Linked DNA regions of Homo sapiens: all the other regions are linked to region 1. The links are chromatin contacts, found by Hi-C or POLR2A ChIA-PET in ENCODE. All regions are on one chromosome and are shown on one strand. The core of a region is the stretch at or near the end of the contact, and the rest is flanking DNA. Distances in the headings are between cores, read along the strand shown.

What was found. Hi-C counts contacts between places; a loop is a spot of excess contacts on that map. ChIA-PET counts read pairs that join two places held with the same protein, here RNA polymerase II (POLR2A). Pooled maps may share reads with other maps.
Region 2: a map with no recorded cell type shows a loop between it and region 1 (4-fold over the local background). The contact joins the enhancer-like site here to the promoter of TRA2A in region 1. A Hi-C loop is called at or near these places in 3 of 37 single-sample maps with no recorded cell type and 3 of 50 pooled maps. POLR2A ChIA-PET finds 5 or more read pairs at or near these places in 1 of 52 experiments (activated T-cell).
Region 3: a pooled map shows a loop between it and region 1 (8-fold over the local background). The contact joins the enhancer-like site here to the promoter of TRA2A in region 1. A Hi-C loop is called at or near these places in 3 of 37 single-sample maps with no recorded cell type and 4 of 50 pooled maps. POLR2A ChIA-PET finds 5 or more read pairs at or near these places in 1 of 52 experiments (HEK293).

The regions. Positions count from the first base shown.
Region 1 is chr7:23,530,688-23,533,248 of GRCh38, forward strand. It overlaps TRA2A (transformer 2 alpha homolog), which reads right to left and starts at 1,294. Exons shown (of 8, transcript NM_013293.5): 1 at 1,102-1,294. The coding sequence starts at 1,137. RefSeq lists enhancers at 352-922, 923-1,492, 1,034-1,083, 1,104-1,153, 1,164-1,383 and 3 more.
Region 2 is chr7:24,909,992-24,912,552 of GRCh38, forward strand. The region is part of intron 1 of OSBPL3 (oxysterol binding protein like 3); the gene reads right to left. Among named protein-coding and RNA genes, the nearest start is that of OSBPL3, 69 kb to the right of the region's middle. RefSeq lists an enhancer at 689-838. Within about 2 kb of position 1,285, at least 4 of the 41 ENCODE cell types and tissues checked have a DNase peak (open chromatin) inside an H3K27ac peak, as active enhancers do.
Region 3 is chr7:22,445,910-22,448,470 of GRCh38, forward strand. The region is part of intron 4 of STEAP1B (STEAP family member 1B); the gene reads right to left. Among named protein-coding and RNA genes, the nearest start is that of STEAP1B, 53 kb to the right of the region's middle. RefSeq lists enhancers at 2,107-2,156, 2,167-2,236. Within about 2 kb of position 1,272, at least 2 of the 41 ENCODE cell types and tissues checked have a DNase peak (open chromatin) inside an H3K27ac peak, as active enhancers do.

The sequences.
Region 1 (2,561 bases), core at 44-2,543:
CGTATTCTTTGTGATGTTTGTATTTCTCCGACCCCAAATATATTAATAAAAACTTTTTTCTGAGCCCTCTTCGGTGGGGGATAGAGTGAGAAGAGAAATGGGAGAGGGCCTGTTAATTTTCAGGTCATCTTTTAAGTTACAGAACAGTATATACTGACTAGTTATCTTAAAAATACTGAGCCAATGAATTCGTTCAGCTATGTAAGATTAAAGAAAGACAGATTTTTTTTTTTTTACCGTAAAAACCTGTAAAGGAGTGGTCAGTTTTTAGATGAAAGGTCATAGGAAGAAGAGCATTAAAAGTTGAGATATAAAGAAGAGAAAAAACCCAACATCGAGGAATTAGAAAAATAAGGCGTGACAGCATTTCCACATTCATTTCGAAGTGAAAGGAAAGTCGAAGGGACATTAAGGGAAAAGGGCTCCTTGCGTAGTTTCCCCTCACAGCTCTCGTCTTAAGAACGCTTAAGGGTCGGTGCGGTCGTTGACTAACCACTTCATTAGGCTCGTCCCACCTTCAACCTCAAGGCTTTCGCCTTTTTAGACGCAACGCCGCCGGTTCCAACAGAGACGCGGCCGCTCACTGAAATAGAGAGCCAAGGAGACACAGGCCCCAGCTAGTCCCACGCCAGCTTCTCCCCGCCCGGAAAGCAGCCCCGCGCACTTTCGATCCCGAGACCCTCTACGATGCTCGGGGTCGCCAGAAATGCCACCGCAGGAAGCACCTACCACTATCCGGACGGAGGGGAGCTCCCTGCCGCCTCCTCCCGCCCAACCGCGACGGGGACCCACACCTCGGAGCAGACATAAGGAAGCCTCAGGGGTGGGGAGAAGGGAGGAAGCAATGCGGGGGCGGGGAGGGAAGAGGACCCAGAAGTCCAGGTATCAGTCAGCCTCCAAAAAAGGGGGAGGGGTGTTATCCGTGGTGTTTGGGGAAGGAGTGGAACCCAGAAGCCATCTTGGGATGGGAGGAATCAATCGCGATGGCTCCAGAGGTTGCTCCTCGCGGGACTACCCGCAACCCCGCCCGACCGCGCTTGTTCCCGTGAAACCCCGAGCATTGGGCCGCCGCCTAGACGGCTCCCGCGGCTTTGTACTCACTCTGCCCTCGAAGTTGTTTTCCTCCACATCACTCATGTCGACGAGGCGCTCCCCAGAACTAAATAAGAGACAAGTCTCGGCTCGAGGGCCGATGGCCTAATTAACCCGCTGACTGGACCGTGGGGAAGAGGAAAGAGTCGGCAACCACAGCCGCTCCACTCCACTCCCACTCGGTCGCAGGCTCCAGCAAAATGGCGCCGGCGCCGCCAGAAATCTCCTGGCCTCCTCAGAGCACGACGTAAAGGGGGCGGGCGTCTCTGTGACGTCACGAGGCTCCACCTCCCGCGAGGCTTTGTGTCGGCTGGGCCTGGAGCGAGGGTGGAGGTTGGCGGGCGGCCTGCGCTCTCAACCTGGGCGCCTTGGAATCGCGGTCCCGTGCTGTCCTCCAAACTTCAGACTCACCTCGGACGCGTCAACCTCTTTGAAGACTTTTCAGTCGCCAGATGAGCCTTATATGACCTTAGCCCCTTTAAATATTGTCCAAGTGGATTCTGATGTAAGGGAACAAAACATTGGAAGCGTTTTTTTATGTTTGTTTATTTTTTGAGTCAGGGTCTCGCTCTGTCACCCAAGCTGAAGTGCAGTGAAGCGATCACTGCTCACCACAGCCTCAAACTCCCGGGCTCAGACGATCCTCCCACCTCAGGCTCCCGCGCGCGCCACCACGCCCGGCTAATTTTTTTCTTTTTTGGGACGGAGTCTCACTCTGTTGCCCAGGCTGAAGTGCAGTGGCGCTATCTAGGTTCATTGCAACCTCCACCTCGCAGGTTCAAGCAATTCTCCTGCCTCAGCCTCCCCAGTAGCTGGGATTACAGGCATGCACCACCACGCCCGGCTAATTTTTGTATTTTTAGCAGAGACGGGGGTTTCACCATGTTGGACAGGCTGGTCTCAAACTCCTGACCTCAGGTGATTTGCCCGCCTGGGCCTCTCAAAGTGCTGAGATTGCAAGGGTGAACCACCGTACCCGGCCCACCCGGCTAATTTTTGTGTGTTTTGCAGAGATGGGGTTTTGACATGCTGCCCAGGCTGGTCTCGAATTTGTGGACTCAAGCGATCTGCTCGCCTCGGCCTCCCAAAGTGCTGAGATTACAGGCCTGAGCCACCGCGCCCGGCTGGAATCGTGTATATATAACAGGCTTTTGGGGGGCACGTTGTCAGCTGACTGTATTACTTTTCTTCCATATTTGCCCTGTGTAATGTCGACGTAGTACATGCACAGATGAGGTTATGATGCAAAGCCGCTGCTCCTTGCCTCGTGTCCCTGCTCCAGTTCCCCCTCCTAGAGACAGCCGTGTAGTTTTTTTTTTATAATGCTTAGCTCCCTACTAGTTTTTTTGACTTAGATATTTCCATAAAGCTTCACAGTGAAGACCTCCCAAATCTGTCAACTTGGTTCCCAATCATAGTAATAATCTCTGAGATGAGTTTTACTTGTGTAATGCAACTTTAAAAATTAG
Region 2 (2,561 bases), core at 35-2,534, 1.4 Mb after region 1:
GATGGGGTTTCGCCATGTTGGTCAGGCTGGTCTCGAACTTCTGACCTCAGGTGATCCACCTGCCTCGGCCTCCCAAAGTGCTGAGATTACAGGTGTGAGCCACCGTGGCTGGCCGAAAGCTACTATTTTCAATTTGAAGGTGTGTATTACCCTGGCCTGAAATAATCCCAAATGCTCAAAATAGGATAGATGGTAGACATCCAATCTTCAAATCATTTTCACCTTCTCCAGCAAGCCAGCCCCTTTCATGTTGCATTTATCACCCACGTGGTCCCAAGAGTCACTACAGATCAGGATGAATCAATGTTCTGAATGGAGAGAGATGAGTCCATAGGTCCTATGACAACTCCTCCATTCCTGAATGGAGAAATCAGAAATGGGCTGAGTTTTCCTCCTCCTTCTGCAGCTTAGCTACTCTTACTTGTCCTTCAACACCTTACAAGGAAGAAATACTTATGAATAAATGTGGGCTAATAAAGGAAGCTACAGTGGAAAGACAGGTGGCAAAAAGAAGACAGGCACACTGATGAAAACTCAATTCAGTATATATCCTATAAAGTAACTACTATGTGTCCACTGCTGTGCTAACCCTTCAGTGATGGAAACTAAGTGACAGAAACTTAATCCAAGGAGGAAACCACTGTGATCAAGGAGATAAGATGTCACAAATGAAACAAGCCAGAACACACCCCAGGGTGGGCCATCTGGTAGGTGCTATGGGCAGTCACAAGGGAAGAGCTCAGTGGGGCTGGAGTTGTGAGAAAAAGCTTAGGAAGAGGTGGCCTGCAGGGAGCCGTGAAGATGTGGATAGGGCTTGACTAGGTAGAGAGAAGCATGGAGGACAAAGCTGTGAGCTGGGTCGGGAGGGGCACCTCCTGCAACATTTCTCAACCCCGGCTGCGTGACAGGATCACCCTGGGAAGCTTCTACAAAATCCCAAAGCCTGGTGCCATTTCATACTAACTGGTCCAGACACTGGGGATGAGGCCAGGGCAAGGGCATCCTGAGACACTCCCAGGTGATTTGGATACACAGCAAGGGTTGAGCCACTGCTCTAACATAATCTTGCATCCAGAAATGACAGATTTACTCCACAGAACTGCCTTCTTTAATTTTGGTATTTAATTTTGTTTGAGCATCTTATGCCAGACCTATGTCTGCTGCATCCAATTTATACCAAATTGAAATGCAAAGCAGGATGTGACTTAGCAGTTTAAAGGGTAAGAAAAGATAGCACCACCCAAGAACTTAAAATAACATCTGGTGGTTTGAATTTTATCAGTGGGTGTTATTACGCTCCCTTAACCGACAACTGCTTGCGGAAGCTTGGTAGAGTTTTAACAATTGGCAACCACAGGCAGCATTTCATTACTTATCTAAAAAGACTATCAATTGAGTTACTATGAAATGTGAGCATGAAGTTTTAAAACTTCCCTATTTCCTACAAAAATCAACTTATCATCTTTTCAGAAATGTAAACAGCCAGCTAACAATGGGTAATGCTCTATAAGTGCTAACTGAACACTCTCAAATAACAAGAAACAAAATACCCTAGTGGGTCATGTATCAGATGTACACACTTCAAGTTTGTTTGTCCACTTAACTAAAAATAACCCTGGGACTCAGAATCTAAGCTTAAACCAAATTCTATAAATCGAAGTCCCCAAGATATATTTTGGAGGTATCCTTCCAAAACTGCAGGGGCGATAATAATTCCTTGTAAGAGAATCACTAATTTAGGGAACATAGGTGGGGAGAAAAAGGGATACAGGAAGTTTTACTCACTTCTAGGGGAAAGAAAGATTACTGCAAAAAACTTAACCTGAGACACTTTTAAACTAGTGCAAACTGGAAAAAAGAGAGACATAAAAGGAAAAGGCAGAGTAAACAGGTTTTAAAAAGGTGGGGTGGTTACTGGTAGACTAGAGCTAAAAGGCAAGAAAAACCTAAAAGCACCTCTGTTCCCAATGCTAACAATGACATGGTTATTTTATTCTCTCCAGTAGAGTGTATAGATCAAAAGCAATTTGAAGACTGTCTCATCCTTGTTTTTGTTTTTTCTTAATTGACACGGTAGGTAGTAGGTTATTTGTTTATCAAATTGATAACCTGTGTTCCCTCCCCTTCACACTAGCTACTAGAAGGTTTTTACTAAATTTTATCTCCGAAGTAAGAAAATATTCTCAAGTATCCATTTATCAAACTTTAAAAATTTGTGGAAAGATAGATCCTAATTCTTTAGGAGTTTACATCTAGTAAGAATGTTACCAAAAAATAATAGTTCATAGGAATTACAAATCAGAAAATGTAAGTCAAAATGTGGGATGTAAGTAATGTGTTAAAACTCTAAGCTGGATTCCATCAAATTAATTTTAAAAATCAAATTCAGCAACCAGGGCCTTGATCTTCCTTGCATATTCCCCTATGTTGCAGATTCACTGCAGACATCCATTGATTTAGGGAGTTTAGCACATTAAGGGCATTCTAATAAACCATTCTGTGCTTACCGTTTTTCATCAAAGAACTCTGAGTACTATGCAAAAGGCAACTCTCCCATCCTC
Region 3 (2,561 bases), core at 22-2,521, 1.1 Mb before region 1:
TCCCCCTGATGAGTCGGAAACTTGACAACTGGAGAGTTTTTAAAAAAATGAATGAATAAATATTTCTTCTTTGGGCTTTATTTATGAAGCATGGGCTAAGAGATCCCTTGTGGGCATTTTAAATAACCAGAAGCAAGTCACAGCAGCAGCTAATGGTCAACTGTAAATGCAGTTCTGCTGTGCAGTTGTCGTTCAAAATGTGACAGTATTTAAAAGCTGGGCTGTATATGAGATGAAGGAGTTCAAAGACCCATTGGATGACAGTTCTCATGCTTCTGCAAGTGAAAGAATCATCTGGAACACTTGTTTATGAGGCAGATCCCCGGTCCCTACCCTCTGAGATCTGATCCTATAGATTTGGGCCAGGGCCAAGAACCTGCATTTGAGTCCCTAATTCCAACCTGGATACTCTGGGACAGGACTGCGCTTTGCAAGACAATGCCCTATGCCAGTGGTTCACAAAGTGAGGTCCCCAACCTGGAGCCACAGGAAATTTGTTAGAAATACAGATTCTTAGGCCAACCCCAGAAAGACAGAATCGGGAACTTTGGGGACAGGGCCCAAAAATCTGTTTTAACAAACCTCCAGGTGGTTCTGAAGCCTGCTATAGGTTGATAAACACTGCCCTAAGATTTCTTACAAGCAAGTTGTGCAAACCCTGGAATACTGGCAATTCCAATGCGTAGCCAAGATTTAGAACCACTCTGATGGACACTTCCATTGGAATATGAATGCTAATCTCACTTCTATAACCCTTATTTTTCTGAGCACTCACTTTTTTCAGCCAAGATTAGAGTTAATAAGGTGAAGGGGAAAGAATGTGGGTTTTGTTTCAGGTAAACGACTCAAGCCTGGTCCCAAGTTGAACCCTCCCTGAACCTCAGTATTTTCATCTGTGAAATGGAAGGAATGCTGCCCACCCCACAATGGTGCTGTGAAGAGTAATGAGACAGTATCTGGGAAAACACTTAGCCAGTGGCTGGCACATTGTAGAAACTTGATTTTTCTGTCTCTCTCTACAATATTTTTTAGTTTAATTGGGGTCTGGAATGAGATTCTTAATTTTTATAGGAATATAGCTTAAGGGTTTGCTCTCCAGAGAGCATCAAAAGACTCATTTTAAAATTCATCTCTTGTTTTAGGGTAAATGTCTGAAGAGCTCAGTGAGCACTCTTGATGTTAAAGATGACTGGTAGCCTTAGTATAGAAGCAGCTCTAATTTAGCATGGCCTGGTTCCACTTTGTAACCAGAGTCACTTTCTCTTCTGGGACATCACTGATGTCTCAGTAATGGGCAAAAACCTTATTATATTAGGCACTTTGCACAAGCATTTCACTTCCTTAATTGGTCACCATTGCTTATTAAATGCCAGGCCAACTTCCAATACAGTTTGGTGACAGAGGCCTGTCATCAACTGTTATAAAGAAATGACTTCTTGTGTGTGTACTGGTCAGCTTGTAATTCAGTTGGTTGGAAGATCAGTCAATATTGTATATTTATAAAAGAGTAGATTCAGTAACCACTTTGGCATGAAGCATGCTGCCTGTGTTTTATATTTTATATAATACATAGTAGTTCTATTGACTCTAAATAAATACTTGACAATGACTGTTTTAATAGATTCCAAAGATGGAATGTCCACAAACACATCATTTGTAGGGCAAAGCTGACACAAATCACATTTGTGGGAGTAAAGTGGGAACTCATCCCTGTGCAATGGTCAAATGCTCCACATATTTTTGTTAGGATGGAAGGGTGTTTAGTAAGGTCCTTCATGTAATCAAGACCTGTCCTGGTGTGCAGCCATAGAAGCCAATTTGTTTTACTTCTGGTACACTGACCAGCATCCCTTAGGACAGGAAGAGATGGATATACCCAAATTGCATTGCCACCTAGTACTTCGGCAAACACTTACTGAGGACCTGCCAGGTGCAAAGCACATTTACATGCATGACCTCATCTAAGGCTCACAAACAGTTATCACCATCTCCTTTTTACAGATGAGCAATTGAGATGCAAAGACATGAAGGCATTGGATAAACGTCATGCAACCCATATTGGTTTCATTTACCCTAGAAGGGATTTCTTGCTTTCAGTTGTATTTACCCTAGAAGGGATTTCTTGCTTTCAGTTGCTGGTTTGCTTATTCATTCATCTAGTCATTATTCATCTATGGTTTATCATAGCGAGGCAACATTGTTTACTCTCATATCTCCTAAAACAATTTTAGAAACCTACATATCCTCTTGAACCTTTTTCAGATGAGACTTCAAGTTTCCCTTCCCGTGTTAAAATAGTTGCAAAGATGTAATTATGGCACGTAGTCAATATTGACACTTTACAACAAAATGTTAATGAATGCATTTCTATATGGCCAAAGGAATATAGATACCAATTATATTTTTCCATTATCCAAAGGAATATAGATAGAAATGATATATTTATCATCTAAAATTTTAAAATACATGAATGATCTTTTAATAGAACTTTTTTCCTTGAACTCATATTTCCATTTCATTTCCCCAATATTACCTCATTTTTAAGGGACCTCACGCTTAAA